2 separate regions of the Homo sapiens genome follow, and region 1 is linked to region 2. A link is an interaction called in ENCODE POLR2A ChIA-PET data of the cell type or tissue named here. Cell type or tissue: GM12878. All regions are shown on one strand. Links, peaks and the distances in the headings refer to the core of each region. The heading gives the core; the rest is flanking DNA.

What was found. Peaks named below come from ENCODE experiments on the same cell type or tissue, not always from the same donor. Only the 100,000 strongest peaks of a DNase experiment are listed, where the experiment ranks them.
Region 1: POLR2A ChIA-PET joins it to region 2 with 5 read pairs; 1 of 35 experiments calls an interaction of 5 or more read pairs at or near these places.

Annotation. Positions count from the first base shown.
Region 1 is chr18:36,632,756-36,638,135 of GRCh38, forward strand. The region is part of intron 10 of FHOD3 (formin homology 2 domain containing 3); the gene reads left to right. Among named protein-coding and RNA genes, the nearest start is that of TPGS2, 190 kb to the right of the region's middle. RefSeq lists an enhancer at 3,132-3,221. In GM12878, for the core only: no CTCF peak of the experiment used is centred there; DNase peaks (open chromatin) are centred at 1,256, 3,146 and 3,686; H3K4me3 peaks cover 536 bases; H3K27ac peaks cover 3,446 bases.
Region 2 is chr18:36,364,461-36,369,840 of GRCh38, forward strand. All of the region lies in intron 2 of FHOD3 (formin homology 2 domain containing 3), which reads left to right. Among named protein-coding and RNA genes, the nearest start is that of FHOD3, 69 kb to the left of the region's middle. RefSeq lists an enhancer at 2,779-2,828. In GM12878, for the core only: no CTCF peak of the experiment used is centred there; DNase peaks (open chromatin) are centred at 1,601 and 2,731; H3K27ac peaks cover 3,496 bases.

The DNA.
Region 1 (5,380 bases), core at 217-5,216, 270 kb after region 2:
AGTGTTAGCAGTGGCGAATCTATACGGGTCTGCATCAACTCAATTCTTGCCTCCTTGAAGGAAAGAATTTGTCTGAGGGGCAAAAGACAGACCAAGACAAGTTTTTGAGCAGGAGTGAGAGTTTATTAAAAAATTTTAGAGCAGGAAAGAAGGAAAGTAAAATACACTTGGAAGAGGGCCAAGCAGATGCCTTAAGAGATCCAGATGCACTCTTTGGCCTTTGACTTGGGGTTTTATACATTGATGTGGTTCCAGGGTTTGTGTCTTTTCTACCCTGATTCTTCCCTTAGGTGGGCTGTCCGCATGCGCAGTGCCCTGCTGGCACTTGGGAGGGGCTGCGTGTGCACTGTGTTTACTGAAGTTGTGTGCATGCTCACTTGAGGCAGTTTCCCCTTATCTTCCAGTGTTCCTAGAGGAAGGTCATATACCAGTTAAACTCTGCCATTTTGCCTCTTAGTGCGTGTGCTTGAGCCCAATCACCCAACTTCTCAGATCTTATTGGGAAGCTGCTGATCACTAGCTTTATGTGTTTTTTCTCTCTTAGGAGACCGCCTTTCACTGGCACCAGCTATGACCAATTATTATTTTAAAAAGACAGTTTAACAACTGCCAGGCCATCACTTGATGGTCACCTGACATTCCTGGAGTTGGGGGATACTCTCCTTCCCTAGTCATATCTGCCTAACTACCTATTCTAACACCAGCATTTATGGAGGATTAACTTTGTACTGGCTATTGGACTAAACAATTTTACATGTATTGTAAATTCCATGAAGAAGGTAGGAGTATCGTCCCCATTTTACAGGTGAGGAAACCGAAACACAGAGAGGTTAAGGAGCTTGTCCCCAGATTACAGAGGCTCTGCTGGGTTGGGACCCAGGCAGTCAGAGTCCATAGCCTGCACTCAGAACCTAACATACCTGAAAGTACTCTCTGAATCTATAGAATGTGTTCAGTAATGAGAATGTTATATCTTTTGAGGATGAATTAGATTTGTTGAGAAAGCAAAAAATCACTCAGAGCAAATGTTTTACTGGAACTTGGTAATCTTAGTGAGCTGTATTGTTTTTTAGTCACTGTTTGATTTTGATCCTGAAATCATACTTACTGATTTGCTTGTTTTTCTCATAAATGGGCACTGAAGACATTTTATAGAGGGGACTTCTGAAAATGTTCAGAGCAATAGCTGCAACACTGGAACAAGGCTTTCCAGTTAGTCATAAGTAACCACTACCTTGGCGATGGAGTAAGGGAAGGTATAGAGAACAGAAACTCATAGTTAAAAGGAAGCCACAGTTAACTATCAATTATCGTGAGGCTGTGGAGGAGCAGAGACCTAAGCCATCCTCAGTTTTTGATGGCTCATAACTGATGCATACCAATTAGTGGCCCAGCAGGTGGTAGGATGCGGGTAGCCAAGCCTTGGGGCTGTGCCTTTGGAGTGGGAGCTGGAGGGAGGCAATTGGAGGGGTGTTGTTTTCTATTTTCCTGCAGGAGTGAAGAAGAGTTTTGGCATCTTTCCACCAGCCACAGGAAGCAGTGGGCAAATCGGGGAGCCTACTTATGGAACTGTGCTGGGGGGTGAGCTCATCTTCCCATGTTTTGACAGGAAGGAGGTGTGTTTACATGCCTAAGTTTTAGGACAGCACAGCTTCCCATGCCTTGTCCACAAAACTTCATTGCCAGGATTAGAGAATTCATCCTGAGTCTGCAGTAGAATAGCAGAATAGTAGAGCAGCCCTATCTCTTTCTTGGAAGCAGTTGGCAATGAGCAATCTATTTGCAAGCAAAAGACATACTGTGAGATGGGGTGTTATATGACGTTAATCTACAAAATCTGCAACTCAGGTGACCTGCTCAGCCCTGGCTCCTGGAGGAAGGCTGGCCGTGTGCAGTGAAGGAGCAGCAGGTGAGGTGGGGGAGGGCATAGGCGTGGTTGTGTGTAAACTCAGGATGATGGTACCTGTACTCCTTAATACGGTGGTGGGAGAGTTAACACAAATATGTGCTTTGCCCAGTGCTGTTATTATCATCAATCCATGCCCTGAAGCATTCACGGATATTACTCTGTTAAGGTAATTGTTAAATGAATATGGACGTGAATTGGAGAAAATATTTTGTGCACCCGCATAAACATGCTAGAGGATTTCACAACAACCAGATTAACAACCATTGGTACTATGAGTGGCAAGTAGCTACTTGGGAAGATTTATCTGATGGTAAGTGACTTGTTATAAATGGGATTCACTGACAAGTGTGGTGACCTCCTGACAAAAGTATGATTGGAATACAGCCAGTGATTCAGCAGTGTCCAAGAGATTCATGCTGAGTGTTGAATAGCAAAGGGTGGCCTGGAGAGAAGAGGTCTGGGAAGGCTGGGAGAGTGGGCTTGGAAATGGGAGGAACTGTATTGAATAAAGGCAGAGGCACTGGGACATGAGGAAGAAGTTACTTTGCAATGCTCCTGGTATCTGGGGCGGGATTGGCTTCTCAAATATTCGTTGTGACCAGATTGCAAATTTGTTGTGGGTTTGAACTTCCCTGAATTGAATCTGAGGATCTTTCTAGGTTCTGAAGAAATTGGCAAAATTTTATCCTTAAGGCCAAGTGGAGCTACTGATGAATTTCAAATGATTAAGTGAAAATCAGTGTAGTGTTTCTGCAGGAGCATTCTGGGCACAGCATGGGGAACTCACTGGGGGAGAGCAGGCTGCACAAAGAGATTGGTGCAGGGCTTTCGCTGGTCCAGGAAGGAGTGGAGGGGGCCTGACTGAAGCAGGGGAAGAGAGAAGGGAAAGTACAGGGAGGTGCTGAGAATGCAGGAGGCTGTGGTTTGTAGGACAATGACTGGATTGCATGGTGACAAAGACAAAGGGGCCTGAGGTGATTCTCTGGCAATCAGTAACCTGGGGCCAGTCAGTAAGCTCCTGGATGTATCTATGGGTCAGGCAGATGGAAATTCCCATAGTCAGTTGGATAGGCACTTCTGGAACTCCAATACCTGTAGGTGATGGTTGAAGCTCTAGTTTAGAGGCCCTAACCCAGGAAAAATAAACTGCATGGGCAGAGAACTGGCTGGGGAAAACCAGCAAGAGAATGTACAGAACTTTCATCTCATGAAATGAAGAAACTGAGAACATCACCCACATTTCAAGTCAATGAACCTTGACATCAGTTATCATCAAGTGTGACTGTTTCTCAGGCTAGAGTGGACTTAGGTGGTATGAGGGCTCTGGAAGAAACAAGCTGTTTACTATGGGAATGGAAGCGAACATACCTCAGATGGAAAGGTTCAAGTTCCTAGTTGAATCTTTTACTTGCTTTGGGAATTTTCTTTCAGGGCCAAGTTTCCCTTTGACCTGTCCAAACCCCACATCTCCTGTAAGATGCACCTTCTCCTCTGTGTTCTGAATGTTCACAGCACTTTCTAAGGCTCGATTTTTGCTGGCAGTCCACGCAGGCATGGGTGTGGGTCATCCAGCTAGAGAATAAGCATTTCTCTCTATAGCCCTCTGCAACTCCCAGGATCCCTTTGGAGATGGAGCAGGGGCTATCTAAGGAGTACTAAGCTGGGTTGATCAAATGCAGCCATGGAAAGAGAAATGAGATTATTTTTTCTTGATAAGAGCCTGTGGAGGCAGCCTGGTGGTAACTCTTCATTGATGAAGGTTGAACAAATAGGGAAGTGAAACTCTGAAGATGTACATTGAAGAGGCCAAAGAAAGCCTGGGCACATTTGGGATGATTCTGTGTAGCCTAAATGCCTTTGATCGTCCCGAGAGAGCATACTTCCCAAAGACATGATAGCTCAGTGAGGAATCCAGAGACTATTATATCACACTTCAGGAGTACTCAATTACCATATCCACATGGCCCCAGATAAATAATTTCATTCCTGAGGTTTTTTTTTTTTTTTCCAGCCATGTGGTTCTGGTTTTATAAACATGAGATTAAAAACTGACTAGAGATGAGCCCTCATAAGGAGGTGGCTGGTCAGGGCCTGTGGGGTGCAGGTATTTGTCTCCCAGGGGTCCTTGGATAGAGCAGGGATGGTGGGGGTGGGCATGTCACGACTGCATGCATGTGGGCAGGCCTTCTGGTATGAAACACATACTGAATTACCAGACTTCAGAAGCTATTTTTTCTTTTCTATATATTTTTTCATTCATAACAAGCTTTGCAAAACTGCCTTCCAAATGGAGGGTCAAATAATTTTGATCATGAGATCAGGAAAAAACAACTATGAAGTACCTTGGACTCTACCTTTGTTTTTGTTTGCATTTATGGACTTGGGTCCACATCCATGATAGCTCATGTCTATAAGTAAATGAGCAAGCCACCAGATCTCTAGAAGAGAAGCCCCCAATACTAGGTGTGTTATTTCAGAGTAGCCTTACATTAAAAGACTTCTTAGTCAATAGTGACATCTTATGACCTTTGATATTACAGTTACTGATTTTGTTGAGACAGGAATACTGTCTTCTGGGACTAAAGGAACAAAATCATATTCATTTGTTCATCTAACTCCTATTTCATTTTTGTTTTTGTTTGTTTTGGGGTTTTTCTGAGACAGAGTCTTGCTCTGTCACCCAGGCTGGAGTGCAGTGACACAATCTCAGCTCACTGCAACCTCCGCCTCCTGAGTTCATGTGAGCACATCCAGCTAATTTTTGTATTTTTAGTAGAGATGGGATTTTACCAAGTTGGCCAGGCTGGTCTTGAACTCTTGACCTCACGTGACCCGCCTGCCTCAGCCTCCCAAAGTGCTGGGATTACAGGTGTGAGGCACCGTACTAGGCCCCAACTCCTATTTCCTTGTGCCTCCCATGTTCTTGGATCTGAGAATACAGTGGTGAACATGAACCTTACAAAACATACAGTTTCATAAGACAGAGTGCAAATATTATAGCAAGTAAATATGAGTAGCTTTAGAAGAGGGCTTTTGAAGCGAGCCAGCAGGGCCATGTGGTAGATAGAGGGTTACAGGGATATGAGAATATATCCTTGAGGAGACCCTCCAGAAGTGCACAAGGATGTGGACAGGGAGAGGCCTTACTGCATCCCTGTGGTACAGCATGGCAAACAATTGGGGACTAGCTAGATCAGTAAAACGTCTACTTTTGGATGATTTATGTTGTGGATGCCACCAGCAGGTAGAAGAAATGCACAATACCAATACCAGAAGTGCTAACGTAGTTGTCAAATCATTTGCTATGTAAAAAGATTGTAGAATAATATGTTTTTTTTAAAATCTAGATGTTTATTCACCAAATGTATAACAGTGGTTATTTCTGGTCAAAGGAGACTTAACTGTTATCAGTAGTAGTATAAGCATACTTCCTTTCTCAAAGGGAGTATGAATTCCTGTAAGTAAATATTC
Region 2 (5,380 bases), core at 180-5,179:
ACAGTGAATAGTGGGCTGTATCCAGCTAACCTTCTCCTGCTATCACTATGAATATTAGGTGACAGCCAGTGGTCCCTGCCTTAGTTGAGGAGAGTGAAGAGCAGTATTGGTGCTGGCTGGGTGTGCTGCTTTTAAAGAGCTTTCCAGAAGCTCCACCAGTGACTTCCATCTATAGTTCACTGATGAGAACTGTGCCACATTGTAGAGTGCCACATTGTGGAATATACATTGTCACTCCAAACACAATTGGATTCCCATTATAAGGCAGAAAGGGAAATGGGTATTGAGTGGGTAACCAGCAGCATCTGCCTCCGCAAGAAGAGAGGACATTTCAAAGAATGGGCGGTTGAGGACACTGTGCCACAAAGGCAAGTTGTGAGAGGAGCAAGGCAAGGCTGGGAGTGGTGAGCAGGAGATTTAGGGTGTCTGAAGGGGGAGAAAGCAGAAGGGTGGTGGGGGCAGAGGCTGGCAAGGAGAGACTGGGGGCTGTGAAGAGAGCCAGCAGGATTTCCCAGGAGCTGAAATCTGTGAACAGCTTGAACAAGGGCTGTGTCCCATCACAGGGTACGTGAGGGTGGAAGACAAGAGAATGAGCTAATCAAGATGTCAAGGACCTCATACCAGACACAAAGATGAACTGAAAACAGACCATAGTCCTAAGTGTAAGGGCCAAAACAATGAAACTCCCAGAGGAAAACAGGAGCAAGTCTCCATGACTGGGTTAGGCAGTCATGGTTCTTGCCACATGTGCTTTCCATGTCTTAGATATGACAAAAGCATAAGTGACAAGAGAAAAAAATAGTTTGGACTTCATAAAAATTAAAGCCTTTTGCATCCCCAAAAGACATAATTGGTAAAGTGAAAACACAAGCCACAGAATGGGAGAAAATGTTTGTAAATCATATATCTGATATCTGATGACCTGGAAGACAGGCCATGTGAAAGAAGCCAGACACAAAAGGTGAAGTACTGTTTAATTTCATTTGTATGAGATGGCCAGAAAAGACACATCTCTAGAGGGACAGAGTAGATTGGTGGTTGCCTCTTGCTGAGTGTGGGGACACAGAGCGATTGCAGATGGGTATGAAGGTTTGGGGGTGTTTTTGCATTGATGAAAAAGTTAAAAAAGTTAGATTGTAATGACTGTATAACTCTATGAAGATACTAATAATCAGTGGATTATATCCATAAAACAGGTGGGTTTTATGGTACCTAAATTATACCTCATTAAAGCTTACAAAAAACGTGTAAGGGAATGACTATGGAAGAGAGACACTGAGCTGGTGACGGCCGGGCTAGGTGTGGGGAGAAATTCCAGCTTCTGTGATGAGAGGACACTAGCTGAGCGGAAGTTGACTGAGAAAGTTCATTCCGTCTGCCTCATGTCTTGTTGAAGTGAGGGTGAAGGAAACTGGAAGATGAGAGAACCAGACTGGCCTCTCTGAGAAGGTATCTAGAGAGTTGACCTGTTTTGGTAGGTCCCTTTTCCCCAAGTGCACAAACTTCACACTTTGGTTGTAGCACATGTTGCCCAGGGTGCTTCCACCTGGGTCCCCTGTGTGTCTCGGACTCCTCACACCTTCCAGTTAAAGTAGATGACTCATTCCTCAGAGGCTGACGCACTTAGAGTTGCACACACAGGAGGCACAGACATTAGTATAGTCCCTTGAGAAAATTAAAATGCTACATCATGGGAACTTTAATGAAGAACAGGAAAAAGCATCAAATAGTAACAAATGGATTATTATTGTCGATTCTTGAATGGGCAGTGAAGAGAGAACGAGAAAAAGGTATGATGAGGAGAGAGGTGGGAGGAATGAGAAGAGGCAGACAAAAATGAAGCAAGAGACATACAGAAAGTGAGAATATTCAGACATTAAGACAAATGGAACGAGGGAGAGAAAGTGGCTGAAAGAACAGTAATATCAACAAGGGTATTACCTAACATTATTCAGCATTTATCACATGCCAGCCATGTCCACAGCATGTTACTTGCATTGATTGATTGAATTCTCACACCCTCAGGAGAAGGTAGACATTATCTTATTTTACAGACAATAAAGCCAAGGCTCAGAGAGGTTAAGTAACTTGTCCAAGATCACACAGCTGGCTTCAGAGTCGATGTTTTTCTACCTCTACAGTCTGCCAGGGGAGAAGAGAACACACCCGGAGATTAATGTAGTGGCAACTGCCTCTCTTGCTTAAACTTTGAGCTTCTGGGCAAGTTAATCTTAGCTAGCACTGTCCTTTTACTAGCTGATGACTGGTTCAAATCCTCCTCCATCTCTTTATCCCTGAGATGGAGTGCCAGTTGAGCCCCACAGCTCCAGAAGCTTACTAAGAGCTTTTTACTCCTGGGGCAACTGTTGAGGGGGCCCTTGTCCCTACTTTTGCCAGATGGTGAAACATCTGTTTCTATCCTTGACTGAAACTATAGTTTATTTCTTCTAATTTAAGTGGAGGAGTACTTGGGAGCATTGATTTCACTGTTGGTTGCTGGAGAAAGTCATCAAGCTTCTGTCTCTATACCACTCAATTAAATAATGTAAGCACTTGTTCTTATAGTCACAAAGGGCTTTATATGTTACTCTTGTAAAAAGGCTCCCTTGAGACACAGGGTCAGAACTGAAACATGCAGGTTTCTGTGAACCTTAGTTGGTTAAACCAGACTTTTCCCAAGGCCACTGATATTACTGTAACAGAAGTCTGTGTATTCTGAGAAGGCAGGATGTTTCAGAAAGTTCTTTTAGCGGTAGTGCCGTTGTGTCCCTGGTGCGTGTGCCTCCATAGGGGTTTCCTTGAGTTGCTTATCTATTTTAGATAGTCCCCTTGGCACTTGGGTAGCCTTGGCCTTGGCCTTGGTTGTGAGCAGCCCATTGGTTGTGGCTGCCTGCTCCAAAGAGTGGCTGTTCAGAAGCTGGTGATGTGTCCCTGGCAGTGGCTGTGCTGATAGGAAAGGAATCCGAGTCTCCCTGGGGAGATTAAGGTCAAGCTGAGCCGCGTTGCCTTCTGGGTCACTGGATTCTGGGTACTTGGCGCATTCCACTTCATCTTGCTGCAAAAACACAGACTCAAAAGGAGTGGCAGCTGCAAAACTAACCCAGAATGCTGGTATCAGGGAGAAAAGGATGGCTAAGGTGCTTACAGTAAATACATACTGACAGCCTCTCTTTGGTATGTGGAAGCCCTATGAAGGCAGATATCAAATTTTGTATTAGTCAGGGTTCTCCAGAGACACAGAACCAAGAGAATATCTATCTATCTGATATGGATTGGCTCTGTGTCCCCAACCAAACCTTGTCTCAAATTGTGATCGTCAGGTGTGGAGGGAGGGACCTGGTGGGAGGTGATTGAATCATGGGGGCAGTTTCCCCCATGCTGTTCTCATGATAGTGAGTGAATTCTCATGAGATCTTAGGCTTTAAAAGTGTTTGGCAGTCACCCCCCCATCCCTCCCCACCGCTTTCTCCCCAGCCACCTTGTGAAGAAGGTGCTGCTTTCCCTTTACCTTCCACCATGATGGTGAATTTCCTGAGCCTCCCCAGCCATGTGGAACTGTGAGTCAACTGAACCTCTTTCCTTATAAATTAGCCAGTCTCAGGCAGTTCTTTAGAGCAGTGTGAAAACGGACCAGCTCCTATTCTCTCTCTCTCTCTCTCTCATCTATGTAATCTATCTATCTAGAAATATTTATTTTTAAGGAATTGGCTCAGGCAGTTGTGGGGACTGGCAAATCTGAAATCTTCAGGGCAGGCTAGCAGGCTGGAAATGCAGGTAGGATTTCTATATTCCTGTCTTAAAGCTCCATATACTTTGTGCATCTCATAGAGTACATCTCATACGTATGTATGAGTTCAGAAAATAATAGTCTAAAGATGCAAATCTTGAGAGGTTGTCCATGTGAATTCACTGTAAGCAGCTTAGCATCCTTTTCTGCCTGATATTGGCACCAGTAGAATGAGGGAATGAATGAGAGGAGCACACATCTGGGGGGCAGCTCTGTGGAGATGTTAGGGGCACTGACTCTAGGGTCAGACTGCCTGGGTTGAGTCTGAGCTCTGTCGCTTTCTAGCTGTGTGACTTCAGCTCCATTGCTTAACTTTTCTGGGCCTTGATTTCCTTATCTTTAGAATGTCAATAATGTTATCTACCTGTATTTGTCCATTTTCACACTGCTATAAAGACATACCTGAGACTGGGTAATTTATAAAGGAAAGAGGTTTAATTGACTCACAGTTCTGCATGGCTGGGGAGGCCTCAGGAAACTTAGAATCATGGCAGAAGGTGAAGGAGAAGCAAAGGCACATCTTACAGGTGGCAGGTGAGAGTGAGTGAGAAAGCAAAGTGGGAAGAGCCCCTTATAAAACCATCAGATCTTATGAGAACTCACTATCACAAGAACAGCATGGGGGAAACCACCCCCCTGATCCAATCACCCCCCACCAGGTCCCTCCCTCACACCTGGGGATTACAAGTCAAGATGAGATTTGGGTGGGGACACAAAGCCTAACCCTATCACTACGTCATAGAAATTTTCTGAATACTAAATCTGTAAAAAGTACTTAGAACCTCATCTGGCGCATGATAAGCATTCCATAAATGTTAACAACTATTATTATTTCTGAGCCGAAACTGACATAGTGTCCCATAGTGGGGAAGGGAGTATGCCTGTGATTCTTTAATTTTCCTTTGAAAGTTTTAGCCATGAAGGAAGAAAAGGGTGTATTTACTGGAAAGGCAGGGATAAAATGATTGTCTTTAAACAGATATGATTAATTCCCTAAGAGAAGCCAAAGGACTTAGCAAAAAGATTTTTAGAATCAGTGGTAGCAGGGAAATGGCCATATGTAAAAGAAATACATAAAAGTGAAACTTTCTCCAATATGTCAGTTTTAACTAATTAGAAAATATAGTGGTGGAGGGAAGCTACCAAATTTAAAGGGATCTTATGGTGGATGTCCTTTGTTTTATTTTATTTAAACACACACACACACACACACACACACACACACACACACACACACACACACACACACACATATATATAGAGAGAGAGAGAGAGAGAGAGCAAGCAATATGTGAAAATACAATAAGACCAAATAAGGTTTTCCTAAGAAGTCAAGAAGACTTACGTATATGTGTATATATAATATATATGTTATATACATGTAAAACTATTATATTGGACTCTAATTCTTGAACTCTAAGGGATGAGTCTTATATGGTCTTGTATTATTTTTACATATTGCATAATTTGATTTCTCAATATTTTCTTAGATTTTTGCATCTTAGATTTTCAGTGTGTCTTTTTGGTTAGGTTTTAGTACTGAGGTTACACCAGTTCCCTAAAAAACCAGGGACTCTTTTTATCCTTTGTAAG